Regions from separate parts of the Homo sapiens genome. Here region 1 is linked to region 2. A link is a loop called in an ENCODE intact Hi-C map of the cell type or tissue named here. Cell type or tissue: dorsolateral prefrontal cortex. All regions are shown on one strand. Links, peaks and the distances in the headings refer to the core of each region. The heading gives the core; the rest is flanking DNA. Region 1 overlaps CAMTA1 (calmodulin binding transcription activator 1). Region 2 has its middle 40 kb from the start of TNFRSF9.

The links. A loop is a pair of places that touch in the nucleus more often than their neighbours do. Peaks named below come from ENCODE experiments on the same cell type or tissue, not always from the same donor. Only the 100,000 strongest peaks of a DNase experiment are listed, where the experiment ranks them.
Region 1: a loop joins it to region 2, with 4 times the contacts of the local background. A loop is called at or near these places in 19 of 110 quality-filtered maps.

What each region holds. Positions count from the first base shown.
Region 1 is chr1:7,747,461-7,759,614 of GRCh38, reverse strand. It overlaps CAMTA1 (calmodulin binding transcription activator 1), which reads right to left. Exons shown (of 23, transcript NM_015215.4): 19 at 11,834-11,905; 20 at 8,223-8,416; 21 at 7,082-7,156; 22 at 3,947-3,977. Among named protein-coding and RNA genes, the nearest start is that of VAMP3, 18 kb to the left of the region's middle. In dorsolateral prefrontal cortex, for the core only: a CTCF peak has its summit at 6,613 (motif pointing right); a DNase peak (open chromatin) is centred at 6,604; H3K4me3 peaks cover 1,043 bases; H3K27ac peaks cover 2,276 bases.
Region 2 is chr1:7,895,014-7,907,167 of GRCh38, reverse strand. It overlaps a transcript of UTS2 not described here. Among named protein-coding and RNA genes, the nearest start is that of TNFRSF9, 40 kb to the left of the region's middle. In dorsolateral prefrontal cortex, for the core only: a CTCF peak has its summit at 4,260 (motif pointing right); a DNase peak (open chromatin) is centred at 4,257; H3K4me3 peaks cover 346 bases.

The DNA of each region.
Region 1 (12,154 bases), core at 5,090-7,589, 150 kb after region 2:
TCACTTTTGTTAATTTAAATAATCTCTTTGTGTAGAACAAAAGTTCTCTCCTAAACACAGCTATTGTGTCCAAGACAAAAAACAGAAAAACAAAAAACAAAACAACCAAAAACCCTGATGACAGTATCGAGAGTTTGTTAATTTCACTTTAAGTTACTGGATAAATTAAGAGGTAGGCCTGAAGGAAAGGGGGATAAAAGTGAGCTGTACTCAGTGAAAAATATTTGGTGCTTTTTCTTAGCCTTCCCCAAGCAAAGACTAAACATTTCAAGACACAAGTGGTATTTTCTGATTGCTCTGCTGCTGGAATTTGTCTGTCGTGTCTTAATTCTGCCTTTTTAGATCTCCCCCTGCTCCACTGACGTAGGAGTTTGGGTCAGTATTAGTGTTTAACAAATACTGTCCCATAAAATTTAATTCTGTAAGTTTCCAGATATTATTTTTCTTTTCTTTTCTTTTCTTTTCTGGGACAGGGTCTCACTCTGTTGTGCAGGCTGGAGTACAGTGGCACTATCATGACACACTGTAGCCTCGACCTTCTGGGCTCAAGCAATCCTCCCACCTCAGCCTCCAGTAGCTGGGAAAATATTATTTTTCAATGTATAAACCATGTTTTAAATATGGAATACTTTACAAATTAACAAAATAAGTATATTATCTTTTTTTTTTTTTTTTTTTTTGAGACAGAGTCTCGCTCTTTTGCCCAGGCCGGACTGCAGTGGCGCTATCTCGGCTCACTGCAAGCTCCGCCTCCCGGATTCACACCATTCTCCTGCCTCAGCCTCCCGAGTAGCTGGGACTACAGGCGCCCGCCACCGCAACCGGCTAATTTTTTGTATTTTCAGTAGAGACGGGGTTTCACCATGTTAGCCAGGATGGTCTCGATCTCCTGACCTCGTGATCCGCCCGCCTCGGCCTCCCAAAGTGCTGGGATTACAGGCGTAAGCCACCGCGCCCGGCCCAAAAATAAGTATTTTATCTTAACATAATTTCCACGACTATAAATCTTCCTCAGAGAATGCTCTGCCTCCCAAGACTAATTTCAACTTGGGGATTGTTAGAGGGAGTGCCACTGTGACTTCTCCGATGGAAGAACGAGGGAGAGAAGATCTTATTGGCAATCATACAAAGCCATATATACGCTATTCCTTGGTTCACAGAGTTAGCTAAATATCACCAGGATAGAAGGAACCTTCTCAGCCCCTATCTCTCAAACTTGCATAGATGTCGTGAGGCATAAGGGGTGTCATGAGATTCCAACTTTCCATGCATGAGTAGGAGTTTTAGGAGTTCACAATAGAATGCAGCAGGCATTAAAGAAATTGAGGTTGGGATTCTGGTTTGCATTGAAAAGCACCTTCTGAAAATGTGCTCTTAAAAACGGTCATTAACATACCAGAAACTAACAAGTTTCAAAAACGCATAAGCAACCACCTCCCGTAAAAATGTTGTCCTTGCAGCAGGTGATATTAATTGCATATAACATGCATGATACTACAAGTTGTAGTTGAACTGAACACTAGGGCATGCATCTATTCTCTTGGAGGTTTTTTAAAATGGAAAGAAAGATTATCTATATATATGCAGAGGGTGAGAGGGAATAGAGGGAGAAATGGAGATTTTTGTCCTCTTTTTTTCTTACATTTCAAAAAAAACGTCTCCGAGCCAGCTCTATCACAAGGGACCTGAAATATTTTAATTGAGAACAATTCCTTAAGTCTAGAGAGGATTAATTAGTTAAGTTTACGTAAGAGTATAGCTGCTTTTTTCCCCCAAAAAACAAATTTTTCCTTTAGCAATTATTTATAGTTTTAAATAAATGAGCCTTTAAATCTTTAAAATTTTAAGGCTTTTTAGGCTTTTCTCTTTTTTTTCTTTTGAGACAGAGTCTTGCTCTGTCGCCCAGGCTGGAGTGCAGTGGCACAATCTTGGCTCACTGCAACCTCTGCCTCCCGGGTTCAACAGATTCTCCTGCACACGCCACCATGGCCAGCTAATTTTTGTATTTTTAGTAGAGACACGGTTTGACCACGTTGGCCAGGCTGGTCTCGAACTCCTGACCTCAAGTGATCCGGCTGCCTCGGCCTCCCAAAGTGTTGGGATTACAGGCATGAGCCACCATGGCCGGCCCTTTTAAAGCTTTTAAATCTAGGGTTAAGGTCATTATTAAGAAGAACTTATAAAAACTAAATTCTTCTATCATCAAGTTGGCATACTACAACCTGTGGGCCAAAATCTAGTCCAGTATCTATTTGTATAAATAAAGTTGTATTAGAACACAGCCATAGCCATTCATTTATGTGTTGTCTGTGGCTGCTTTCCTGCTACATTAAAAGAACTGAGTAGTTGGGACAGACCATACAGCCCACAAAGCTTAAGGTATTTACTATCTGGCCTTTCAGAAAAACATTTGCCAACTTCTGGGTTAAAATATAATAAATAAAGATTAGCACCAACATAAGTCTAGTTAGATGGGAAATAATATCTCCAGAAACATTAGCAGTTTTAAGATTTTTTGAACTATGACCTTTTCTCAGAAATCTTAAAGATGACTAAATAAAGTATTAGTGTAAGGTTAAGAAGAGGGGGCATTGAATATAGTTGAGTTGATAGAGAAAATTCCCATGTTATAATTTCAACTCATTTTTTCTCTTAAGATTATATATAAGAAACAGGTTGTCAAATTAATCTAAATTCATTTAAATTAATTAAATTTTGATGAATTCTATTCCTGGCGTTTTTTGTTTTGTTTTGTTTTGTTTTGTTTGAGACAGGGTCTCGCTCTGTTGCTCAGGCTGGAGTGCAGTGGCATGTTCACAGCTCACTGCAGCCTCAACCTCCCAGGCTTACATGATCCTCCCACCTCAGTCTCCGGAGTAGCTGGGACCACAGGCATGCCCTACCACGCCTGGTTAATTTTTTATCTTTTGTAGAGATGGAGTCTCCCTATGTTGCCCAGGCTGGCACTGAACTCCTGGGCTCAAGCACTCCTCCCACCTCAGCCTCCCAAAGCACTGGGATTATAGGCATGAGCCATCGTACCTGGCCTATTCCTGGCTTTGAAAAAATGGTTTTCGGACACTAAATCTTTTATTATAATTCAAACACATTATAGTTGCTTCTGGGAGACTGTTGCCTTTTGCCCTGCTTACAAACTAGCATCATATTCTAAAATCTCAGGAACTAAAATTACTCATTGTAATTTCTCTAAAATTCAAAGCCTATTGGAATCCCTGCTCTTGTTATGTAAAATATAAATATTCGAGACATTTCACACCACATTTTCATTATTCAGCATTCCCATCAAGTGCTGGAAGGCCAGTTCGCTATTTTATAATGAACGTCCTGGGTTTGTTCTGAAAGGGCAGCCTTGTACAGTGACTTACCTCACAGCACCAGGGAGGGAGAGATTTAGAAAATGCAGGCACAGGAGCAGGGTATAGGGAAACAGTCATTCTCAGTAAGAAATAGATTCATTAAAAAAAAAAAACCCTAGTACGACCTCCTAGTGAGCCTCCTTGCTTTAGAAATTTTGACAAAGCAATCGTTGAGAAAATTTCATGTGGCAAATTATCTTAATCACAAAAAGCCACTGGCTGAATGTTTTCGTATAACGCAGCGTTATTTGGCCGTGTACGTGGCCTGCCAGCCCTGTTTTCGTCCTGAGGCTTCCTCCACCGCATCCTCGGCATGCCCTGCAGTGGTTTGGAACGGCCCTCCCTTCTACTCACTCATGCATTTGTACATCTAATGTATGTGACTGTTCTCCTGTCATATAAAATAGCAGTGTTAGTAATTAGGGTTAGTTTTTACTTGATTTTAATTCATTCAAAATGGATGTGAAACTTACTGGCATACCTAGGCTGCAGCCTCATGCAAGCAAGCAAAAAGCAAAATACTGAAAATGGAAGAGAAGAGAAACTGGCTAGCAGGCAGCTAAACTCACCCTTTTGTACAGCCTATGGTCCACCAGGGGGCTTTAGACAGTAAAACAACACCAGAGAGCTATTAGCACATGAGGGTCACAACAGAAATCTTACAAATAGCTTTATTTCAACAAAAAAGAATATAACATGGTTTCTTTTTTGGAAAGAAAGAAAAGGAGAGTGATGGTGGGGTACGTGAAATGAGTAGGTAAAAAAATTCATCAATTTAAGTCTTAAAAAATTGGGGTCATATGACTTAGAAATGGGATACTTCTGACTGATTCCTGAAGCTACTATCTACCTACCTTTTTGAGAGGGTGTCATATGAGGTTTTCCTTTTTTTTTTTTTTTTTTTTTTTTTTGAGACGGAGTCTCTCCCTGTCGCCCAGGCTGGAGAGCAATGGTGCAATCTTGGCTCACTGCAGCCTCCGCTTCCCAGGTTCAAGAGATTCTCCTGCCCCAGCCTCCCAAGTAGCTGGGATTACAGGTGCGTACCACCACGCCCAGCTAATTTTTTGTATCTTTAGTAGAGACAGGGTTTCACCATGTCGGCCAGGCTGGTCTCAAACTCCTGACCTCAAGTGATCTGCCTGCCTCGGCCTCCCAAAGTACTGAGATTACAGGCGTGAGCCACCGCACCTGGCCAAGGTTTTCTATCTTAATAAGATTTTAATGCTTCTAAGGACAACAGACATGAATAGTTTCTTTTAAAATAACATTAAATAACTCAACCCAGAATGAAAATAGGATTACACACATCCTAAAGAAAATATCAGTTTAAAACAAACTTCCAGGATAGATTTTTAGGATTTCTTCAAGATTGAACATATTAATTGAATATATAGAAATGGGAAGTGAATACTGATCTTATTACAGAGGCTATTAAAATTTGCCTATTTTTCTAACATCTAAACTGTAAATGGTCAAGTAAAGAGCCAATAACATTTTTTATTTCATTCCAATTAATGCACAGGAATCCAGAGCCCGTATCTGATGTTCTCTTCATAATGAACCTTCTTGTTATCCATCTTATAAGGTTATTAACAGTTAAAATTTATACTTAAGGCAAAAATCTTCATGAAATTTTCCTCTACCAGTTTACAGAAAGAGAACTCTAAAAACAAAAGTGAAAGGACTCCTTTGTTCAGCTTACTTTGTGGGGGCAACCTTTCATGAATTTATGTTTTGTTTAAATATCTCATTCTCTTAACTCTCCCAAAGTAAACACGGGACACAGCTTTGGCAAAAACAAAAGGGAGATGAGTGTAGGACTTTATGCAATTTTGCTCCCACGTTACCCACACATTCATTCAAAGTTTGAGGATCAGACTAGAAGAAAGGAGGAAAAAGTCTAGCACGACTTAACTTGCAGACATTCTGGTTTGTCTGAAGTGGCCTAAAGAAGAGTGGTGTTAAGGTAATTTTCTTGAAAACAAAATCTATCTGGAAAGTATTAACCACAGTGTCATGAAAGAAGATGTGATTCTGCTCAAAGTGGCCAAAGTCTATTGGTTTCAGTGCTGGATAGGATCTTGCTCAGGTTTTTCATTTTGCAGGTCGAAGAGGAAAAGGGAGGAAGGAACTATGAACGTATTGGAGAATGTAAGGAAAAGGGCCCAGGTGAGTCCTTGATCTGTTCACCATATAAAGAAAATCAGCTACTCTCTTTGGTCCTAAGTCCCTGCTAAGTAAAAGGTATGATTGAATAATAAAGGAAAGAGGCTGCCTTTGGTAAGGCTTGCAGAATTAATTTCATGATCTTAGAGCCATACCCGTTTTGGGGATGCATTTCCTAACAGGACTTCCTGTTTCAGAGTACTGACACTGGTATGTTACTCATTAGCTATCATGGTGAAAAATCTCCCATCCTTGCATGGTGGAAAGTAAATGTTGCTGAGGCACAGGGCGAGTGAACATTAGCTTCTGCATGGCATCATAGCTGGGGAAAACCATCTATCTTAGTGAATGCCGTTTTTTAAGTTTTTATGATGTTAATGCAGTGGCTGTGCATGTTTCCTTCTATGGTCACAAAAATAAATTCTTCTGTTAATTTAAGTAAAAGTACAAATAACCCATTAAACCTATTAAGTCTTAAAGGCAAGATATTTTCAAAGCCGGCAATCATATGGTATAGGAGTAAGAAAAACTAAAGCAAAATGAAACATCCAAGGAATCCAATTAAATATGAATACTAGGACTTTTGGTATAATTAAATAGGAAGAGGAAGTAAGACATTAGAGAGTCTGCTTTAATGTTTGGTATTATAAACTGCACAGCTCCTGACACACAGAGCAACAACCCAACCACACAGAAGGTGGTCTACACCCAGCTCGGATGGCCGCAGTTACAGACGTCAGACTGGAATATTCACCTGGATAAAGAACACAAACCACTTTCACCAGCCCTCTGAAATCTAAGTAGAGACGCTAGTCTTCATAAAGAAATCTCAAATTTGAGGAACAAAGAGAAATTCCTCTGGCTTAGCTCCATGAGAAGATGCTGCATCCCACAGAATGCTGGGGTCACAGGACCCCATTTCCTACTAATTGAAGATGTGCCCAGAGTCTCAGATGTCTTTCTTTTCCTGAACAGCTGCATTCCAGTGATCTCTCCTGTTCCTCATCACGGACCGGCTTTAATTGATAGTTTAATAATAGAGCATGTTGGCGATTACATGACCAGCAGAGGGCACCAGCTATCTGGTGGAAATTCTACATCAGAAAACTTGTTTGGAATTCGTGGTTTTCTTTCCCTTCCTTGAGACTAGAAACTGTTTTCTGTTTGGACACGCGCTAGCATAGTAAAGGATTAGAGCAAAGAACATACTGCAATGTGGCATATCAATCACAGGTTAAAGAGAAACTTAGAATTAAAAGCTAGTCCGACTAAGTTGACCTCACACCCAAATTAAAACAGAAAAACACGGGCATGAATCTCCATTGTTCAAACAGCATCGTCTGACATGGTTACCAGCACTCCAAGGGTAGCAACCTGATCCCTAGTTAAAGAGCTCTACCGCCCTATTGTAATTTGGGACGTCTGCCCTGATTATCTGCAGGGGGATTAGCTTTACATAGGAGTTAGTGAGGGTTAAGAAGGTCAGGGTTGCTTCATCATTCTCCCTGAGCAGAATGTATAAACAAGGACTAGTGTACCTGTGGCGACAGCGGCGAAGAAACCTCATTATTTTTCGAGCAGCTTGATCCTGCTTTTTGGTTAGCAAACTGCTCCTGAAAAAGTCAGAATATTATTGTCACAAGAAGGTTACAGTAAAGCCCAATATGGAAAACTGGTCAGCAGTGACAGAGGACTCTGAATTAAGCAGTTCGTGTAGCAAAGCCAACAGCATATGTTAAAGATGTATACAATCTGAAGGGGGATGAGTGCGTATGCTGTTCCCATAGTATCGAGTCCGGGCATCACTAGAGGAGAAAGGAGGGTGTGTATAGGCGCTCTCAGCTTCAAGACAGACTATACAAAGACTGAAAATAAAATGTCACTTAAATATTCTTCCACAATTCATTATAAGCTCATTTTGCCACAAAAGGCATTCTGGCATTAGAGAGGCTTTCTTAGTTTACAAGGTGATTCACCGGAGTTGATACACTCTTTGGGCTATTTTGTAAATGTACTGATCAATATATTTTACTTGGCTCAACATTTTTATTACAGTCTCTAAAATGGAACAGCTTAACCCTAATTACTCTCCCAAGGTCTCACATGCAGTAATTCTACAATTTCACTCATTTCCCATTTGTGTCAAGAATAGCCTTGTCTCTAATCGGAATGTAGCATCATATACGTTTCAGTTACATTAGGATTAGGAACAAGTTCTGTTTAGAAATAACTCCAAGAATAGTTTTCATATTTTATTTTCACATTGAAAATCAGATTTCCTTCAGCCTCAAAGAGCATGTTTATGTAAAATTACATGAGTGCTGGCAGCGGGCTGTACTTTTTTTTTTTTTTCCTAAACAGGAAATGGGTTAAACTACTATAATTGAGTGGTAACTTTCTGAGTAGAAACTGGTGCTGCCAAATTCTGATATAAGGTAAAATTGGGTGGCAATATCAAAATAATTGGGTGGGAGGTGGAGAGAAAGAGCTAAATATTCAAAACCAGACTCAGCACAGGTGTACTTATCAGCCACCATGCCTAAAACGTTCTGGAACACAGTGACTGCCAATGCTTTAGGCCCACCCCAGACTCCAATGTCAGCCCAGGACAAGTCTTTCAAAGAAGTCAGAGTTCTCTTCCCTAGGGAGCTTTACCTCCATGAGCTCTTCTCCACCCACCTGAGTTTCTGTTGTACAATCACAGCCGTCCGGCGAGCCTGCCGTCTTTTGCCACATTTCTTATAACTTCGGTAGTACTTTTGGATGAGCACAGCAGCCCGTCGGCTCTGCTGGAATTTTTTTTGTTCATAGTAACTTCGGAATTTGCTCTGGATAAGGATGGCAGCCTGTGTCATCTTTTTATAAAGTGCGTACTGCAGGGGAAACAAGAACAAGCGACACAGTAACAACAGGGGCTGCACGGGCTCAGCGTCCTTCGAGCTTACCGGGAAGGGAAGAAGAGAAAATGCTTTTCCCCTCTATTATCACATTCTCTGTCCGGGGTTTAATCACAAAAGAGGCAAATGAGGAATCTTTACACCTACCTTTCCAAAATGTAAAATATTACTTTAAGGGTTGCCTTCAGACATATATTTTTTCCCTAAAATATCAAAATATCTTGCCCTTCTTGGAGAAAAATTTTAATAGCAATACCCTTAGACGTTTATGAATCTAAAAACAGATTTCGACAGTAAAATTTTAAATGCTTCGGATTAATATTTTCTATCCAGTTTTGAAACACTAACATAATTTTTTTATGCCTTCCAATTCCCACCATACACAAATCTACTTAGCATTCAGCCTCTGATTTTTAACTATCATTCCACACGACAAGTTTCTGACTGAGTTGCAAGGTCCCAAATACAAGGCTTATCATGAAACGCTGACACCTTTAAGCCATTTTAACCTGTAAAAGATGAACACTCGTAAGACCAACACGGTGGTGAAGCCGTGAAACCTGGACGGCTGTCACAGAGCTGCGGACGACCCAGGAGGCAGTGCCAGGAGTCCTCCACGCAGCCCGCTGCAGAGCTACAGAAGTGAGGGACGAAGGCCCAGGGTGAATTCTCAACATCAGTCTCTAGGCACTAAAAATACAGAGCTCTCCATGGTCTTAAAATGCTACGTCCAAATTTCTAATCAAACAGAGTATGACTCTGGGGATGAGAAGTTGCAATGAAGCCCTTTGCTTATAAGACGGCAACTTACCGTCGCAAGGAAAAATATTCCCCAGAAAATCCCTGTATCTGCCTAACTGTATCTCTGGATGTATGAGGAGGTGAAATGAGGGAGGGAAACTGACTTCTCAGAATTGTCCAAGAACCAGGACCCTTCTGCAAGAACCTTCTTTGGTCTTATCTGACCTGCTTTACCTTTTCACTGGTCTGAAAGTCTTTGAAGACAAGAATGCTGCAGACTACAGAGCCCCTGTGGTTTCCATCGTCTCCACCTGTGCACACTACACACTCAGACCCATCGGGCCACAGTGAAGCGCTTTGGGAAAAAGGGTATTTACTTAGTGGCCACAGGGCTCACAGGAACTGGCTTAGATGGATTAACACCAGCCAAAAAATGTCCAGTTATTAATGTCGAAACCCACTCCAGCTGAATAACCACGTGGTCCCCAGACGACAGAGGAACTGTGCTTAGGTGGCCTGGCAAGGGGGATATGTTTACTCCATGACTGTGCCATCTTAATGGCCCTCCCTGTAGCTGGTGATGGGTGTGAAGTTTGTGACTCTGGTGGAATGGTTTGTGAGAGGGCTTGGGTGTATCATTACCTTCAAGGCTATCCATGTCAGCTTGGGGGAAAAACAGAAAATACAAGATTAATGTTACATTGCTGAATATAATGAAATTAAAAACCAGAATCAATAAAACTCCCAACCAAGAAAAAAAAAAAAGGCAACCTGGCTATATTAATGCCTTCCATCTTCCAAAATATTTGTTTTATAGTTGTTACTCTTTCCAAAAATAATGCCTTCTGTCTTCCTAGCTGTAGATGACAGTTTCTGGGGAGGGTTTTTTTTTTTAAAAAACCAAACTCATATTTTGGAATCAATACCTGTTGTAATCACAGACTTGAAACCTTCATTCTGTGTATCACTTGTGCTCCCAGGAAGCCTGCTCACCAAACAGAAGCCAGTGCGGCTCCCTGCTATAGAGCTACAGGCACTGTGGTGTCAGCGTTTGCACAATAAACCTTCCTTTTCTGGGATCATGAACTCAACTGGCTCGAAGCCAAAGACGTCCCCCCACCCCCATTAATAGGGCTTAATCCTAGAGAAGCTTGAGGAAACGGCAACCCATATCAGAAATTGAGGCAAGTCCTGGATTATGACAAGGTGATAGAATCCCTAATTTCTATGTGACCATTACACATATTAGAATTTATTATTCCTTAAATAAAAATTTATAACTACCTAAAGCACAATCTGATAAAAGGTTCTCGAATCTACTGACAGGCCTGAATTTTATCGTGTGAACCAGTCAAAACTCCATTAGGCAATTTTTAATATTTTATAACCACCTTGATAATGAGAAAGGCCTAATATTCATGTAATTTCTCTGAGCTTCAGCTTCTTCATCTGTAAACTGGAAATAAATACTGCTTACTTCAAATAATTGTAAAAAGGAAATGAGATGGGGCACCTAAAAAATCTAGTGCATACTAGCTGCCCCAAAAATATGACTTCCCTTTCCCATCTGACTAGTTACATAACCCTACAAGGTGGTTTGCAAACAGAAATACTGCATGAAAGAGTACTTAGATAATCTTCTTGCACCTTTAACTAAGGTGCACAAAAGCAGTTTAAGATGTTCTGAGCTTCTTCTGATTTTCAAAGATTTTAACAATTCTTCATTTTAAAATGGATAAGAAGCTGAAAGGAAAATGGCCAAAGATTAAATACCTTATATAATTCAAACTCAAAGGTAATAAATAGCCAGCATTTACTTTCTCCAATCACGGTATCACACCCTGGATTCCCTACAGTTCTCTAATTACTAGGGAGTTTATCAAAGTATTGGACCACGGATCCTCACTGCAAAGATACTGGTGTTAGGATCAGACCAGTATCTCAGGTAGGTAATATTACTAAAAGATCAAAAATTTGGACAAAAACCCTTTTGCGGTACAAGTCTAATTGCAGATGGTTTTATTTTGTTTTCCTCTGGTTTTTTTTTGAGACGAGGTCCAAGCTGGACATCAACACCTGGGTTCAAGAAGATCCTCCGGCCTCAGCCTCTTGAGGAGCTGGGATTACAGGCACACGCCATCATGTGTGGCTTCCCCTGTTTTTGTTTGTTTGTTTGTTTGTTTGTTTGTTTGTTTTATCATGGCAGTTCAAATTAAGTCTCTGGCCGGGCGCTGCGGCTCATGCTTGTAATCCCAGCACTTTGGGAGGCCAAGGCGGGCAGATCACTTGAGGTCAGGAGTTCAAGACCAGCCTGGCAACATGGTGAAACCCCGACTCTACTAAAACTAGAAAAATCAGCTGGGCATGGTAGCACACGCCTGTAGTCCCAGCTACTCGGGAGGCTGAGGCAGGAGAATCGCTTGAACCTGGGAGGTGGAGGTTGCAGTGAGCCCAGATCATGCCACTGCACTCCAGCCTGGGCGACACAGCCAGACTCCGTTTCAAAAAAAAAATAAAAAAAAAAAAACAACCAAAAAACAAATTAAGTCTCTGTAATGAGGTACTAGATGTAGTGCTCTTTAGCCAAACCAGGATCTTCAGTGGCCTTGGGTGGGGCACAGTTTCCTTCTGTGGTGCAAAACTGAGGTTTACCTGTTTATATTTTCTGTAACAACGCTGAATAACAGCAGCAGCTACTTCTTGCTGTTCCCGCAAGGGTCGGCCCTTAAGGGTAAAGTAAGGAGAAAAAAAATCAGTAATGATTAACTACCAGAAATGTCAGCTTTTTATTACTACTCATTTAATGCACCTTCTCAGAGTTGAGATCCCAGGTTTACCAAAAAATATTGATAATTAATTATAAATGAGGAAAAATGAATTTATAGAATAAACCTTAGACTATCCTTGCTTCTAAATAAAACTATGATATTGGAATGTTAAGCAGACTAAAAATATATTCCCTTTTAAAGTATT
Region 2 (12,154 bases), core at 3,274-5,773:
TCTCTCGCCTCAGCCTCTGAAGTAGCGGGGATTACAAGCGCGCACCACCACACCTGGCTAATTTTTTTGTATTTTTGGTAGAGATGGGGTCTTACTATGTTGCCCAGGCTCCCAACCTCAAACTCCCAACCTCAGGTGATCCTCCCCCCTTGGTCTCCCAAAGTGCTGGGATTACAGGCGTGAGCCACTGCGTGCAGCCCATACTCTTTCAATAATTATTTTAGCTTCAGTGGCAAAGGCTAATAATGATCGTATGTGTCTCTCTGATTGCAATGATGGGATGTTTATAGATACCAGGCACATACTCTCCTTGATCACAGCTTCACTAGAGACTCTTTGGCTAAGTTAACTGGTGTTCAATATTTTGAATTCGCATCCTGGACCTTCCTCCTACTGCCCGTGTTCGTGGTGTTGCTGTTGGGTTGGTACCGGCATCCATATTGGTGTTCTCACTGTTGGTGTTGGGTTAGTACTGGTGTTGATATTGGCATTCATGGTGCTGATATCTCTCTATAGTTTTCTGTCCAGCCTGTACTCAAGACAGGAAGTTTGAAGAGTTTCTGTGTGCAAGTATGAATTTCAAGGGGGTAGTAGGGAGTAAAGTCAAGAAAAAAAATCTGGAATGATCTTAGAAGTTTCCCCTCCCTCCCTCCCTCTTTTCTTTCTTTCTTTCTTTCTTTCTTTCTTTCTTTCTTTCTTTCTTTCTTTCTTTCTTTCTCTTTTTCTTTCTTTCTTTCTTCCTTTCTTTCTTTTCTTTCTTTCTTTCTTGCTGTGCTATAAAGTGAGATAAACAGTTAAGACGTTCACCAGTTCCTGTGGCAGAGGCTCTGGCTGTATGGACGAAGGAAAGGTGTGTGCCTTGATTCAAATGCAAGTGAAACCAGCATCTTTGCAGGAACATGGAAAGGAATGTTTAGAAAAATTGATTCCCATTTCAATATTTAGTATAATTTACTCCACTTATCATGAAATGCTTCTTCACAAATTTTATGAAAACAGGAGCTGCCCCTATTAAGAACCCCATGCACCTCATGCAATTCTATGGGTGTTGAAAGAAGTACTTGCTGGCCAAGTGAAAGCCTCAAGACTGAAAGGCAACATTATATTACAGCAGCAGTTGGTTCCTCAAAACAAGATGCTCACCTGGAAAGAATTCCGTGTGTTCCCGACCCCCACCCACCCACTGGCTGTGAAGGAGCCCTTCAGGCCCCCGTGTGCCCAGCAAGACAAGCCCCCCAGACACCCCTCACCCGGCAAGACACTGCCCCACTTCATCACTACGAAATGTCCAAGAAGAGAGCTAAATGTAAAACCAATCACCCACCTTTCCCTAGGAAACCGTCAGCCCAACCTCAACAAACCCTACATTCCTGCTGACCTTGAAACCACCAGAAAATAAGAAACAATTCACCAAGGAAGAAATACAACTTGTCCTTAAATACTGAAGAAAGATGTTCATTTCATCCAGGGAAGAGCTGATGTTGCAGTATTAAGCCTGGAGGCCATCTAGAAGCAGAATTCCCCTCTTCCTTGGAACACTGCAGTCTTTTTCTCTTGAGGCCTTCAACATATTGGAAGAGGCCTACCTGCACTGTGGAGGGCCATCTGCTTTATTCAAAGTTTACTGATTTATTAGGCCGGTGCAAAAGTAATTGCAGTTTTTGCCACAGTTTTAATGGCAAAAACCGCAATTACTTTTGCACCAACCTAATACATGTTAATTACGGCCTGGCACGGCGTCACGCCTATAATCCCAGCACTTTGGGAGGCCGAGGCAGGGGCATCACCTGAGGTCGGGAGTTCAAGACCAGCCTGACCAACATGGAGAAACCCCGTGTCTACTAAAAATACAAAATTAGACGGGCGTGGTGACATATGCCTGTAATCCCAGCTACTCGCAGGAGGCTGAGGCAGGAGAATTGCTTGAACCTGGGAGGTGGAGGGTACAGTGAGCCAAGATCGCGCCATTACACTCCAGCCTGGGCAACAAGAGCGAACTCTGTCTCAAAAAAAAAAAAAAGAAAAAAGAAATGTTAATCACACATAAAAAAAAGATACCCTCACAGCAACATCTGGATTGATGTTTGACCAAAAACTGTGTACTATAGCCTAGCCAAGGTGACAGGTGAAATTAACCATCGCAGAGGTATTTAGCTGTGTTGGCAATGTTTATTTTCTAAGCTGGGCAGTGGATATGCATGTATTCACTAAATTATCCTTTAAGTCCCCTTTCTATGTGGGCTTTTTTTTTTTTTTTTTTTTTTGAGACAGAGTCTCACTCTGTCACCCAAGCTGGAGTCCAGTGGCACGATCTAGGCTTACTCTAACCTCTGCCTCCCGGGTTCAAGCGATTCTCCTGCCTCAGTCTTCCAATTAGCTGGGTTTACAGGCGCCACCACCACGCCCGGCTAATTTTTATATTTTTAGTAGAGACAGGGTTTCACCATGTTGGCCAGGCTGGTCTTGAACTCATGACCTCAGGTGATCTGCCTGCCTCATCCTCCCAAAGTGCTGGGATTATAGGCGTGAGCCACTGCTCCCAGCCCCTTTTCCATGTCTTAATAACACATAAATATTGCATAACACGTAACTATTTAAGTAATAAACAGCAATAATCAGAATATATTCTAAAATCAAAGTAAAAACAAATTGACTACACGTCTTTACTTTTTTTGTTGTTTTTTTTTTTACGAGATGGAGTCTTGCTCTGTCACCCAAGTTGGAGTGCAGTGGCACAATCATAGCTTATTGCAGCCTCAACCTCCCAGGCTCAAGAGATTCTCCCACCTCAGCCTCCCAAATAGCTGAGACTACAGGCATGCGCCACCATGCCCAGCTTATTATTTTTTTTTTTTTTTATTTTTTGTAGAGACCTGGTCCCATTGTGTTGCCCAGGCTGGACTCAAACTCTTGGGCTCAAGCTATCCTTCCGCCTTGGGCCTCCCAAAGTGCCAATAATGTGCTCGGCCATCTTTACTTTTCATTAGACACATTCCTTAAAAGCCAGGTATAAGATAAAAATTTATATTAGAACTCCCCCAAAATTAGGTTATAATTAAATCAATGAAAAAATATTGTAAGATAAATTTATTTTTAAAAAATTATTCTAAGATCTAAATTTCTAAAATCACAAAACCCTAAAATTCTAACTTTAGCAGTTATGGGCAACAAACTTCTTTCGCCTAACCCTTGTGTGGAAGGTACATCAGACGGGTAATAAAACACATGAAGTTCGTTTTTGAAATCCAAATTTGAAGTACTGGTTAAGTAAAAACAAAGTATCAGTTTATTTTCATGGGAAAGATGAAAGCTCTCACATTCTGAAGGGGCTGTGGCTCTTCATTTCTTCCCTCCCTCCCTTCTCTTGCTATTGCTAAGCCTGACACTTAAATGTAGCTATGTGACACTCCTGTGCAAGCTTCTACTCCTGCAACCCCCAATCTTTTGGATTTCCTTAGGAATTTAAAAATTAGACAATAGGCCGGACGTGGTGCTCATGCCTGTAATCCCAGCACTTTGAGAGGCCGACGTGGGAGGATCGCTTGAGTCCAGGAGTTCGAGACCAGCCTGGCCGACATGGTGAAACCCTGTTTCTACCAAAAATACAAAAATTAGCCAGGGATGGTGGCGGGAACTTGTAATCCCAGCTACTACTCCGGAGGTTGGGGCAAGAAAATGGCTTGAACCCGGGAAAGGGAGGTTGCAGTGAGCTGAGATTGCGCCATTGCACTGCAGCCTAGGCGACAGAGCGAGATTGTCTCATAAATAAATAAATTAATTAATTAATTAATAATTAAAAAAAGGAAGGAGGGGAAGGAGGGGAAGCAGGAGAAGGAGGGGAAGCAGGAGAAGGAGGGGAAGGAGGGGAAGCAGGAGAAGGAGGGGAAGGAGGGGAAGCAGGAGAAGGAGGGGAAGCAGGAGAAGGAGGGGAAGGAGGGGAAGCAGGAGAAGGAGGGGAAGGAGGGGAAGCAGGAGAAGGAGGGGAAGCAGGAGAAGGAGGGGAAGGAGGGGAAGCAGGAGAAGGAGGGGAAGCAGGAGAAGGAGGGGAAGGAGGGGAAGCAGGAGAAGGAGGGGAAGGAGGGGAAGCAGGAGAAGGAGGGGAAGGAGGGGAAGCAGGAGAAGGAGGGGAAGGAGGGGAGGAGGGGAAGGAGGGGAAGAGGGAAGGAGGGAGGGAGGGAGAAAAGCCAGACAGTAAACTGGAGAACAAAAAACGCTCTACCACAAGAGGGCAGTAGACACCACCAGCGCGCAGGCCTCCCTCGGGATCAAAGGGAAGGCTCTGAGCGCGGAAGGAACCCCGCATTCTCTAATTTAGGCCTCTTCTTCAGGGATGGGAAGGAGATGGCTAAAGAGGTTCAGCGACTTACCTGAAACCACGCCGCCAGTGGCCCGCCTCTGTTAAAGGCTAACGTGCCGCCTAATTAAAGGGAAGGAAATAGGAGGCGCTGGCCGGGGAAGCTGGCTCACTTCTTCAGCACTTTGGGAGGCCGAGGTGGGAAGATCACGTGAGGTCAGGAGTTCAAGACCAGCCTGGCCAACATAGCGAGACCCCCGTCCCTATAAAAAATTAGATTAACAACAACAAAAAGAATTAGGAGGCTCCTTAGTAGGGACGCCCTTCCCCCATAACTTAATAGTCCAACAATGATGTGCAAGTCGCCAAAAGAAAGAAAATGTATGGGGAGTGGAAGTATAGAAAAAGCCGCACTGACGACCCAGGCCATCTTTAGGCCCCTGTGATGTGAATGGGAATGATTTTCAGAGTCTTTACCAAAATGACTACATTGTCAGAACTTCCCCGACTTCCCGCTTTCCCCCAGAGAATCACCCCTTCCCTGTTGAGGAGACAGGCAATCTGCCCAGAGCCCAGAGAGAAGATAATTTCTAACTTCCATACAAAAAAGCAGGGTGGTCCCATCAGGACAAAACTCTCCCTGAAGGAGTCAGGTCTGTATAACCCTCACCCGGGGGCAGAGATAGCCTGGAGCCCAAAGGCTGTGTCTGATCCCAGACCCTGTTGTAGGAGCTGGTGGGGAATTGCCACCCTCCGCAGTCCTCCCTACCCAGAGCCACAGAGCCCCAAAGCTTCCCTCCCAGCCTGGTGTTACCAGCGCTGAGTCCAGCCCTGCTCTCAGCCACCCCGGTCATTCTCTCCCACCTCATCCATCACCCTCTCCCTCGCACCCACTCCCTCTAGGGTCGCTGGATTTCCTTCTGCTCCTTGAATCCACTAAACTTTTCTCTGGCTTAGGACATTGGAGTTTGCTGTTCCTTCTTTCTCAAATGCTTTTCCCTACAGACCTCACACGTTCCGTGATCTGCTGGGCCAGTCTGTGTGGATCCTCACAGGCATCTCAAACCCAGGATGTTCCAAACTGGCCGAGGGTTTTTGTTTTGGTGGCACTGGATTGAACCATCTCCTCCACGAAGTCCATTTCCTCACACGAAGTCCGTTTCCTCATTTGTAAAATGAAGACAATAGCACCTACCTTACAGGCTTTTTGTGAGGATTAAATGAGAATATAAATATATATATACACACACACACACACACACACACATAGATGAATATATATACACATCCAAGTATATAGCAGCTGTATGTATATATTTACATACATACATATGTATATAGCATATACATGTATACATATAAAGCAAGTAGCACAGTGCCTGATCCATAGAACACCTCAATGAATGGAAACCTTTACAGTAAATGCTAACATTTTCCTCCATAAAGCAGCTCCTTCCACCTCCTCTCCAAGGCAGACATCAGATTAGTACCTTTTGACTCTTTCCTCTCTTTCACCACCCACATTTAATGAAACAACAAATCCCAGTGTGTATTTCTAGAATCCAATCCATTCTTCACATCCTACTCTCACTGTCCTAATTCATGCCTGTGTTATTTCTGGCCTGGATTACTGCAGTAGTCTTCCAATAGCCTGCTTCACATCCAAGCTCCATTACTTAATCTATGTAGAATGAAAGCTTACCATGCGATAACAGACTACTATGAACGGGTTTTTGCCAATACATTTGAAAACTCAGACAAAATGACCAATTCCCTAGAAAAAACGTAACTTACCAAAACTGACTTAAGAAGAAAGAAAATGTATGGATAGTCATAAAATGATTAGGGAAATTGAAACAGAAGTAAAAATCTTTGTCAAATTAAACTTAGACCTGGATGACTTTCCAGGTAAGTTCTCTTAAACTTTCATGGAGTGGATCATTCCTATTTTATAAAAACTCTTCCAGAGAATAGAAGAAAGTGGTTTATCTTCTCCTAGGTATTCTGTGAGGCCAGTGTAACCTTGATACTAAAACCAGGCAAGGACAGTAAAAGAAAAAGAGGCAAAAACATGAAACAATTTTTTTTTTTTGGAGATGGAATCTCACTCTGTAGCCCAGGTTGGAGTGCAGTAGCATGATCTGAGCTCATTGCAACCTCCACTTCCCTGGTTCAAGCAATTCTTCTGCCTCAGCCTCCTGAGTAGCTGGGATTACAGGCGCCAGCCACCACTGTGCCTGGCTAATTTTTGTATTTTTAGTAGAGATGGGGTTTTTGCCATGTTGGCCAGGCCAGTCTCGAACTCCTGACCTCAGGTAATCCACCTGGCTTGGCCTCCCAAAGTATTGAGATTACAGGCGTGAGCCACCACACCTGGCCAAAACAAAATATTAATGTGGTGTTTCATGCCCACACATTATTTAACCTACCTTGCTCGCTTCCTTCCTTCCTTCCTTCTTTCCTTCTTTCTTTTTTTGGAGACAAGTTCTGGCTCTGTCGCCAGGCCAAGTGTGGTGGTACAATCAAGGCTCACTGCAGCTTCCACCTCCCAGGCTCGGGTGATCCTCTCACCTCAGCCTCCTGAGTAGCTGGCAATACAGGCATGCACCACTGTGCCTGGCTAATTTTTAAATTATTTATAGAGAAGAGGTTTCACTATGTTGCCCAGGCTGGTCTTGAACTCCTGAGCTCAAGTGATCCTCTCCTGCCTTGGCCTCCCAAAGTGCTGGAATTACAGGTGTGAGCCATTGTGCCTGGCCATTCATTTGATATTTCTACATTCAGGAAGTGGAGCTAAGCTTTCCTCCACTTGAGCATGGAGTGACTTGCATCTGATGATTCCAGGTTATAAAAAGTCTGTGGCTTCCGGGTTGGGTACACTCTCGCTCTCTCTGCGATTGCTGTCTCTGGAGGAAGCCAATTGCTGTATCTGAGAGGCCTACATGTTGACAGTCACACAGTGAGCCTGGAAGCAGGTCTTTCCCTCGTGAAGCTTCCAGATGACTTCAGCTCTGACCAACACATTGACCACAACTTCCTGAGAGACCCTGAGCCAGAACTACATAGCTCAGCCACTCCTGGACTCCTGAGAAAACATGTTATAACAAATGCTTGCTGTTTCAAGACACTAAATTGTGGGATAACTTCTTACGTTAATATAGTTCACAAACAAAATCTAACAGTGTTTAAAAAAGATCATAAAGACAGGTGCAGTGGTTCGTGCCTGTAGTCCCAGCTACTCAGGAGGCTGAGGTGTGAGGATCACCTGAGCCTGGGAAGGTTGAGGCTGCAGTGAGTCATGATCACGCCACTGCACTCCAGCCTGGGCATCAGAGTGAGACCTTGTCTCAAAAAATAAAAAGGACTAGATAAGAACTTCCTTAACTGATAAGGGATATCTAAAGAAAAAAATTAGTAAACATTATTATTTTATTTTTTTAAAACACCTAACTGCATCGACTCAAAGTAAACATTATTCTTAATGAGAAAATGTTGAAAGTGTTTTACTTATGAGCTGAAACAGGATAAAGATGGTCACGATCGCTGTAGGGTCCCTCAGGCCTCTGTTTTCTTTCTGTGTCCTTACCGAAAATCAGATTGCCTTGACTGCTCTCTGATATGGTTTGAATCTGTGTCTTCAGCAAATCTCTTGTCTAATTGTAATCCCCAATGTTGGAGATGAGGCCTGGTGGGAGGTGATTGGGTCATGGGGCGGATGCTGTTCTCATTATAGTCAATGAGGTTTCACAAGATCTGGTTGTTAAAAAGTGTGTGGCACCTCCCTCCTCTCTCTCTTCCTCCTGTTTTGGCCATGTAAGATGTGCCTGTTTCCCCTTCACCTTCTGTCATGATTGTAAGTTTCCCAGGGCCTCCCCAGCCATGCTTCCTGTACAGCCTATGGAACCTCGAGCCAATTCAACCTCTTTTCTTTATAAATTACCCAGTCTCAGGCATTTCTTTATAGCAGTGTGAGAATGGACTAATACAGTAACCCAGCCAACTGTATAGGTTTTGTCCAACAGGCTTGAACCCAAATCAGGGCCTTGAACATTTCCAGGCACTGATGAAAGTATCTAGGTTTACTTGAAAAAAACTGTCCCTAGCTCTGGACCAAACCTTCATATAACTCTATATTCTGGGAGGCCGAGGTGGGTGGATCACGAGGTCAGGAGATCGAGGCCATCCTGGCTAACACAGTGAAACCCCGTCTCTACTAAAAAATACAAAAAAATTAGCCGGGCGTAGTGGCAGGCACCTGTAGTCTCAGCTACTCGGGAGGCTGAGGCAGGAGAATGGCATGAACCTGGGAGGCAGAGCTTGCAGTGAGCCGAGATCGCGCCACTGCACTCCAGCCTGGGCGACAGAGTGAGACTCCGTCTCAAAAAAAAAACAAAAAACAAAACTCTATATTCTGAGCCCCCTTGCTGTGAGATACCTGGTCAGAGCACCCCTTCTCTCTCTGTCCATCTTGAGGGTACTCTGCAGTTCTCGGTATATAAGTTCCCCTAATAAATGCTTTTTTCCAGGCTGGCATTTAGTGCTTTTTTTCTTTGTAAATTTAACTGGCCTGATCTCAGGACAGCTTGCGGTACTCCTTTTTGGGAATTCCCCTGCCTCCACTTTTGGGGGTAACTCCAGCCACAGGTTTGGACAAAACAATCGCCACTTATATTTTACATGTATTGGGGTTTCTAGACAGTAACTTATGACAAGAAAAAAGAAATTTAAATTTTGAAGATTCCAAAGGAAGAAACAAAACCATTCTTATTTGCAGATGGCATGGTTGTATACATGGACAACCCTAAATCTGTAGAATACTAGAAATAACAAGAGAAGTTTATCAAGATGGTTGGTCATAATATTAATGTACATTAATCAGTTGACTTGTAACCTATTAGCAACAATGCATAGTAACAACAAAACCAGAAGGTACCTAGGAATGCTCTACCAAAAGAAGGATGCGACATATATAAAGATTATGAAACATGGTCGGGCACGGTGGCTAATGCCTGTAATCCCAGCACTTTGGGAGGCTGAGGTGGGTGCATCACCTGAGGTCAGCAGTTCGAGACCAGCCTGGCCAACATGGTGAAACCCCATCTCTACTAAAAATACAAAAATTAGCCGGGCGTGGTGGCGGGTGCCTGTAATCCCAGCTACTCAGGAGGTTGAGGCAAGAGAATTGCTTGAACCTGGGCGGTGGAGGTTGTGGTGAGCCAAGATCGCACCATTGCACTCCAGCCTGGGCAACAGGCTGAGCATAACTCTGTCTCAAAAAAAAATTATGAAACATTAATGAAAGACATTAAAGAAGACCTAAAAAATGGAGAGACATAATATGTTCATGGATAGAAAGCCTCCATATTGTAAAGATATCTTTCTCTCCAAATTGATTTATAGAGTCAGTACAGTTTCAATAAATGTCTCAACAGGGATTTTCAAGGAACTTGACAATATGACTCTAAAATCTTTAAAATTTATATAAACAAGCAAAGGGTGAAGAATAGCCCAGTCATTCCTAAACAAGAATAGGATACAGGGACTTTCCCTACCAGATAAACAAGCATTAAAAGATGTAGTAATTTACAAAGTGTGGTATCAGCAGAAGGAAAAAGAAGTTGACCAATGGAATGGGAATGGAGATCCCAGAAATAGATTTACTACACGTACAGTGATTTTCAAACAGGAATATCCCCAAGAACTCATTGTTAACATAGTAAAAAGTAAACAGATTCTTAGAAGCTATATAATGACTCAATGCACATCATCAAATATGCCAAGACAAAGAAAATGTAGAAACAGAAATCTCATGTAATTTGGAAGTGAAAATGACTCAAATATAATTTTATACATAATTTATAAAGCTTTTTTTTTTCAGCCAGGCACAGTGGCTCATGCCTGTAATCCCAGCAATTTGGGAGGCCAAGGTGGGTGGATCCCCTGAGGTCAGGAGTTCAGGACCAGCCTGGCCAACATGGTGAAACCCCATCTCTACTAAAAGAATACAAAAATTAGCCAGGCATGGGGGCACGCACCTGTAGTCCCAGCTACTGGGGAGGCTGAGGCAGGAGAATTGCTTGAACCTGGGAGGTGGAAGTTGCAGTGAGCTGAGATTGCACCACTGCACTCCAGACTGGGAGACAGAGCGGGACTCTGTCTTAAAAAAAAAAAGCTTCTTTTTCAATATACAGGTTCTGATGAACCTAATTGTCAAAGAAAAATTGAAAAAAGTCTAGCATCTGGCACAGAAAATCTTATCAGATATTACAGTGACTATATTATAAAAATTTTTACATAATAAAATAATTTATTTTTCTAAACCTATATGGAATAACATTTTAAAACTTCTTAAAGACTTCCTCAGGAACATTTCATTTTCCACTAAGAACAACACACACATACACACACAAATATTAAAATTGTATTCAAAGCCTATAATTTATACTTCAATATTATAAGATTAATGCTCAGTTACATGAATGTTTGGTAGAAATCACCTGTAAAGCCATCTGGGTTTAGGTTTAATTTGATGAAGTTTTAACCTCTGTCTTAATTAATCCATCTAGAACTGATTTTTATGTTTGGTGTGAGGTAGGGACACTTTTTTTTTTTTTCATGGATAAACATCCCTTCCCCACTTATCTGCAATATCACTTTTGAGAACTCAAGTATCTAATTACAGAAAAAATGAAAACACAGTTTTTGAGCTTAACTGAGATATTGAAGTTCAAATAACACCTAGAAAACAATTCTACTCTACACTGATAATATTTTCCTTGGGAAGCATTTTCAGGAGCATTTTCATTTGAAAGGGAGATGTGGCATTTGCTCCCTTTACTTCTGTTATCTTGTCTGATGACAGAAACACAGACTGTCATTTATCTCAAGTACTGATATAAAGGTGCATGTTGCATCTAGGGTTTAGCATATCCAGCACTGGCTTGGAAAATGGAGAGAACCCAGACTTTGTACCATAATGGCTTGACGCATATCCTCAAATATGCCGGGACTAAGAAAATGTAGAAGCAGAAACCTCATGTAATTTGGAAGTGAAAATCACTCAAATAGAGTTTTATCAATAATTCATAAAACTGCTTTTTCAATATACACAGATCCCATGAAGCATATCCAACTCTTTTATTTCAGTTACAAAATGAAATTCCTGAATGAACTTTAGCGATTTTTGAGTAAAAAGTTGAGATTGGGCAATTCAAGCTCTTGTTTGGCTCTTATTTTGAAGGAGGATTTTTCAGTTTCCATCACGTCAGATGGTAGTTATCTGTCAATTAATAATTGACAATTTACTGATTTTAAAACAAGCCTGCACTCCTCATCTTCCTTTTACTGAGATTTTCAGTCCTGAGAATTTTCTCCTGCACTAAGCACAGCAGCTTTGAATCACTCTGTTCCCTAAGAGTTAAAGGGAATAGGATTAAGGGGGAAAAAAGATCACTGTAGACATTTTCAGTTTAGGCCTAATTTTTATTTATTTATTTATTTTTTTGGGATGGAGTCTCGCTCTTATCACCCAGGCTGGAGTGCAGTGGCTCAATCTCAGCTCACTGCAACCTCTGCCTCCCGGGTTCAAGGGATTCTCCTGCCTCAGCCTCCTGAGTAGCTGGGATTACAGATGCCCACCACCATGCCTGGCTAATTTTTGTATTTTTAGTAGAGACAGGGTTTCCCCATGTTGGCCAAGCTAGTCTCAAACTCCTGGCCTCAAGTGATCCACCCATTTCAGCCTTCCAAAGTTCTGGGATCACAGGTGTGAGCCACCGTGCCAGGCCTAGGCCTAATTTTAACCGACAAATTGAGTCATATGCTGTCCTTATGCACAAAGCCGACGAAGAAGATACAAAT